Linked DNA regions of Homo sapiens: region 1 is linked to region 2. A link is a loop called in an ENCODE intact Hi-C map of the cell type or tissue named here. Cell type or tissue: GM12878. All regions are shown on one strand. Links, peaks and the distances in the headings refer to the core of each region. The heading gives the core; the rest is flanking DNA.

What was found. A loop is a pair of places that touch in the nucleus more often than their neighbours do. Peaks named below come from ENCODE experiments on the same cell type or tissue, not always from the same donor. Only the 100,000 strongest peaks of a DNase experiment are listed, where the experiment ranks them.
Region 1: it touches region 2 in a loop (4-fold over the local background); 7 of 110 quality-filtered maps call a loop at or near these places.

The regions. Positions count from the first base shown.
Region 1 is chr6:148,759,511-148,762,423 of GRCh38, forward strand. All of the region lies in intron 1 of UST (uronyl 2-sulfotransferase), which reads left to right. It overlaps LOC107986659 (a long non-coding RNA gene), which reads right to left. Exons shown (of 2, transcript XR_001744408.2): 1 at 1,322-2,913; 2 at 1-469. Among named protein-coding and RNA genes, the nearest start is that of UST, 14 kb to the left of the region's middle. RefSeq lists enhancers at 1,208-1,958, 2,212-2,351. In GM12878, for the core only: no CTCF peak of the experiment used is centred there; DNase peaks (open chromatin) are centred at 451 and 1,671; H3K4me3 peaks cover 2,167 bases; H3K27ac peaks cover 2,175 bases.
Region 2 is chr6:148,946,555-148,949,467 of GRCh38, forward strand. The region is part of intron 3 of UST (uronyl 2-sulfotransferase); the gene reads left to right. Among named protein-coding and RNA genes, the nearest start is that of UST-AS1, 17 kb to the right of the region's middle. In GM12878, for the core only: a CTCF peak has its summit at 1,519 (motif pointing left); a DNase peak (open chromatin) is centred at 1,537.

The DNA.
Region 1 (2,913 bases), core at 165-2,664, 190 kb before region 2:
AGCGAGACTCCATCCCAAAATAAATAAATAAATAAAAATAAAAAAATAAAAGAATGCGGCGTACGCGGTGGTTCACGCCTGTAATCCCAGCTCCCTGGGAGGCCGAGGCGGACGGATCACAAGGTGAGGAGATCGAGACCGTCCTGGCTAACACGGTGAAACCCCGTCTGTACTAAAAATACAAAAAATTAGCCGGGCATGGTGGTGGGCGCTTGTAGCCCCAGCTACTCGGGAGGCTGAGGCAGGAGAATGGTGTGAACCCGGGAGGTGGAGCTTGCAGTGAGACAAGATCGCACCACTGTACTCCAGCCTGGGCGACAGAGCGAGACTCTGTCTCAAAAAAAAAAAAAAAAAAAAAAAAGTCCCTGAGGTAATTTTTCTGTGCACTCCCAGGGGAGAGTGTTTCTTTTCTCTTGAGAATCACTGAAGTAGATCGTTCTAAGATCTCTGCTGTTCTTCAAATCATGTGCTGAAAGAGACAAGAGGTCATATAATTGTAGCAACTGAAACAAATATAAGGCTATTTTCTTTGGACCCAAACACTTATTTTAAAAATTGCAGAAGTCAAGTGACCAAGGCAAGTAGAATACACAAAAACATTTTAGGCCATCGTTGTCATTTTCTGAGTCTTAATCATAGTTAAATTTTTTCTAAAATTAAAATCAGCAGTGCGTTTCCTCCACCTCCGCCAGAACTTGCTCTAGAAATTAGGGGAAGCAGAATGTCCCCAGGAAGTCCTAAGAGAGAAGAAGCAGAGTAAGACATGGGTTTCCAGAGTTTAGAGTCTCACTATGTGATAGGTGAAAGCTGTGTTGTTGATGAGGATTTGCACAGCCTCCTCCCGGTTGCCTGCTACTGACCATCCCATTTCACTGTGGGCAGCTCCAGTGGGTAAGAGGGTTCTTCACAGTGTGGTGAGCTACTCCTTTCTAGCCTCCATCCATTTTTTGCTGTTCTTCTGGAAGCTATATAGGCTTGTCTATTGGACTTTATAGTCTTCAAATAATTGAAGATACTAAAATGACTATTATGTCTACCCTGCTCTGCTACACACATAAATCTTGTCCAGACAAATAGGTCTGTTTACCAGTACTTTCTCATCAGAAGTCATTTGAAGACACAGAAAGTAAAAACCACAAAGAAAAAAAAAACTATATTAAAGTGAAAGCTCAACAGTAACACCCCATAACCATAGCAAAACAAAACAAAACAAAACAAAACAAAACAAAAAAAAACCACAAACATCTCCCCAGGAAATAGAACTAATATGCAGGTCTTTAAAAGTTCAGTTTATCAATGAGAAAAAGATAAACCAACTCACGAGATAAATGGGCAGAGTACAGGAGCAGTCACAGAAGAGGAGACACGGCTGGCCAGTAAGCACAAAGAGAAATGAAATGGTTTTGATTCCCTTACACATCTTAGCCCCCTTCCTCTGTCTACATGGCCCGTAAAAGCCACAGAACTGAACAGTTTTCCAGTTCCCTCAGTGAGCCTGCTTTGTGCAGTGGTATGTTACTGTCAGAAGGGATCCTCTTCGAAGCTGTGGTATTTGAGAATGACTGCTCCTCCCACCGCTTTTCTGAGGGTGTTAGCAGGAGTGCAACAGAGCCTTACTTCAAGGCCCCCAGCGGGCTGGCTGGAACCCTGCTTCAGCTCCTCCAAGCACGTGCGGCCAAGTTCTGGGAGCCACGTCGATGTGGGTTGATGGGTCCCCTGAGACGCCCTCTCTGCTCAGAACACAGCCAGTAAGCCATGGGCAGATCACAACAAACAGCACCCTGCCTTCTGCTCCGCCTCCCTCCATCTACCACACTGCCAAGTTCCTAAGAAGCTTAGGGGAGAAGGAACTGCTGTGGTGCTTAGAATGCAGTGTCTTGCCTGAAAGTATTTTCTCAGTCTTTGAGAAAACAGTGGAACTGACTCATCTGGTCAGAGCTTTACAGAAATGTGATTGCAGATCTCTTGCAATTTCATTCTGCTTTAGTGTCAGAATTCATCCGACAACGTGCCAAAAAAAAAAAAAGTGTGTAAAATCACATACAGATTTAGATACTTCAAGAGGAAGTTATTTTTACCACAGTGGGGAAGAAACCAGAAAGTGCCGATTGGTGGAGAATGCCCGGCAGGGCTGAGGAAGGAGGGTGGGCACCTGAGCAACCTGGGCCTGGCCACACTCACCCCTGCAGCCTTGCCAGCCTGGCCCGGGGATTGTGGTGTGGTCACCTCTTAGCAGGTGGAGGGAGGAGTTCCTGTGTGGAAGATCTGCTTGAAGGAGGAAATGTTGATATAACCCCCGAGTGTGGAGCCAACTTCAGCAGTGCGGGGTTAACATGGGTTACTCTTGAAAATGTGTTGCGTGCTCTCCCAACAGTCCATAGAAGCAGCTCTCTAACAGCTGCATGGGACACAAAAGTAAAAATGGAGAAACGATTCCAGAAAACCACATAAATATAAAAACCAAATGGCGCAGTGTCTTTATTTTGTTTTGGCAGATAACAGGATTGAGGCCACCTTGTTTTCTTTGCTCATGCATTTCCCAACTCAAAAGGCTGTTCTTGTTTGCTTGTAGAGCAGAGATCCAAGGCCTGAGAGACCCTGAAATGTTTGTAGTTATATTCTTCATTCGTGCTGCGAGATAAAGAGTTTTCCCAGAAACTAAAGGGAGGGAACAGGAAATATTTGTTAAGATCCATAACCTCTGGCTTTTGTCTCCTCTTTTCACCTGGGCAAAGGATATCAGTGATAATATTTTGGGTCTCATAAGATGATGAATTGTTCAAATGTATTTGGAGAATACTTTATTCAAGCATCTTTGTCTTTCTTTCCTATTCCTTGTGGCTGAAGAGAGGCATGTGCTTTTTATGCAAGGGTCTTGAAATGTATGCAGTTACCATGGTGGCACTCTGTCTC
Region 2 (2,913 bases), core at 238-2,737:
TAATCTCAGCACTTTGGGAGGCTGAGGCGGGCGGATCACGAGGTCAGGAGATCAAGACCATCCTGGCTAACATGGTGAAACCCTGTCTCTACTAAACAAAATACAAAAAATTAGCCGGGCGTGGTGGCGGGTGCCTGTAGTCCCAACTACTTGGGAGGCTGAGGCAGGATAATGGCCTGAACCTGGGAGGTGGAGCTTGCAGTGAGCCGAGATTGCGCCACTGCACTCTAGCCTGGGCGACAGAGCGAGACTCCATCCCAAAAAAAAAAAAAAAAAAAAAAAAAAAAAGGTGCACTCATTCATTTTTACAGCAGATTTCTCTGTTTTTTGTTCATTCACTTTGATGAATATTTATTGAGAACCTAGTATTAATGTGCGTATTAAACCCCAGACAGCCCACTAGATATTAGTGCACCCTATTTCTAATCCTCGAGGCAACATTGTTAGGAAAGCATTATTGCCCCATGTTAGAAGGAGGAATAAGTGTGTACAGGAATCTGATTAAAATATAGTGTAAATTAAGAATAATGTGGGAGAATAAGACTTGAAAGCAAACGGGGGTCAAATCCCGAACTTTAAATGCTGGGCTTCGGAGTTGGAACTTTCTTCTGTAGACAGTGGGAAGCTATTCCATTTATGCCTGAGGTAGCAATTTTTTTAAATTTTTGCAATCAGACCTTGGCAATGACCTTGAGCAGTAGGATGTAAATAACTCCCACATGCTTAGCGTTCCAATAATGGAACACTAGGCATACATGGGTTAATAAAAAATTGTTCTTAATCACGATAGGCACCAAAATCTGCTGGGGAGCGTTCTCACAATATGTGTATTCAGGTCCCACTGCAAAATACAGAGCTAAACTTGTAAAGGCAGAGCCAAAGTTATTTGTATTTTGCAGGGGAAAAACTCCCGAAGAGGTCCTCACGCACAGCCCTAGCAAGGAATGATTTCACAAAAGCCTCTGATTATTAGAAAGTTTTCCTTTTATTGAAGTGAATCCTTTACTACGCTAGGAAAATCCCGCTGTCACCTGAGACTCTCTCAAACCCCTGAAGACTCCATGCGTCCCTGAAGATTTATGAAGTGTTGTCTCCTCATGAGCCTCTCTCTTTATCCCAGGAACCTTTCTCTGGCTTGACATGTTTTGGAAAAGCCTCGCTTAGAATGACCGTCAGAACTTCCCGACTTTATAGGAGTGGGGACAGTGTCCACAGGCATGAGAGTGCTCCAACTGGACCTTAGAGTCAAACCAAAGAGAGGAGCCTGGTCCCTTTCCATGCCACAGGGATTAGTTCACACAGCCCTGCAGACGTCTAGTCTTGGAGCCCTACACACAGAAACTGAGTCCGCTAATAGAAACTTGGTGGAAAAAAAAAAAAGAAAAACAAGGAAGAAGCAGCAAGGCCTGCAAAAATAAAATAAGTTTTTCCTTTCCTTCCAGTTGCAGCCATGAGATTTTCTCTGTAATTGAGACCCAGGCTCTTTGCCTTGATCATGTCATTGCTCCCCCTGGTGGACTTCTTCTTCATTGCAGGCGTGTGTTGCGCTGACTGCTTCCCGCAGGCCATCCTGCCTCCTGCTTACAAGGGCTACCCCATACTGTGGGAAGAGGGAAGGGTCACCGGAGCCTCCAGCCATCTTCCCAGGCTCTGAGGTTCAAGGGCCAAGGCTCTTCCTGTGAGCTACTCCTTATTTTGCTTTGATATGTTAAAAACATGTCCTTTCTGTAAAATGCTTTGCAAAATTGTAAGACGTCTAGGTGTTCATGAGTGACACAGAATTCACTTATGAACCACGTAGGGTTAGATACCGCCTCTGCTGACAAATATTTGCCAAGAAGTCAGGAGCAAAGTCTGACTGTGTTGGTAGAACTGCAGGTAAAGGTTTTCTGCTGCACCATCCCAGCCAGTCAGGTTGAAAGCAAAAGATTAGGAATTACTTACTGATATGCTGTGATCTGATTTTTTTCTTTTAGGTATCTTTCATTACATAGTTATCTTTTTTAGTATTTAAAATTAATTTTCTGTTCTTGTTAGGATATATACTCAGTTTTCCCACCTAGAACTTTTAAAAAGTATTATCTCTGGCATTTTAAAGCTTTTATTTTTGTATTATTTCATAATGCTTTTCCATCTGTTAGAACTTTCTTTCAAATTTTCAGCACATCACAAGAAAAGAAGAAAATTTATATTCCATAAACCTTCTTTGTTCTCCAGACTTTTGTGCTAACCAATCTGTTCCTTCCATTTTGAAAGGTTATGTATAGATCAAATCTCGGTGGGAATGGTGAATAGATTGCAGCCAGTAAATAAAAAACAGGATTTAGGGTTTGGAAAGACTTGGATTTCAATCCTGGCTTTACCTCTTGTGTGGATAAGGCTTTAAGCAACCAATGCAGCCTTTTGTGCCTCAGTTTCTTAACCTCTACAGTAGGGATAATAATACTTATCCATGGCTGGGCACGGTGGCTCACACCTGTAATCCTAGCACTTTGGCAGGCCAAGGCGGGTGGATCACCTGAGGTCAGGAGTTCAAGACCAGCCTGACCAACATGGTGAAACCCTGTCTCTACTAAAAATACAAAAATTAGCTGGGCGTGGTGGCAGGCGCCTATAATCCCAGCTACTGGGGAGGCTGGGGCAGGAGAATCGCTTGAACCTGGGAGGGGGAGGTTGCAGTGAGCCAAGATTGCGCCACTGCACTCCAGCCTGGGCAGCAGAGTGAGACTTCGTCTCAAAATAATAATAATAATAATAATAATAATAATAATAATAATAATACTTATCCGTGGGTTTCTTGTCCACTGCACTCCAGCCTGGGCAGCAGAGACTTTGTCTCAAAATAATAATAATAATAATAATAATAATAATAATAATAATATTACTTATTCATGGGGTTCTTGTGAGGATTAA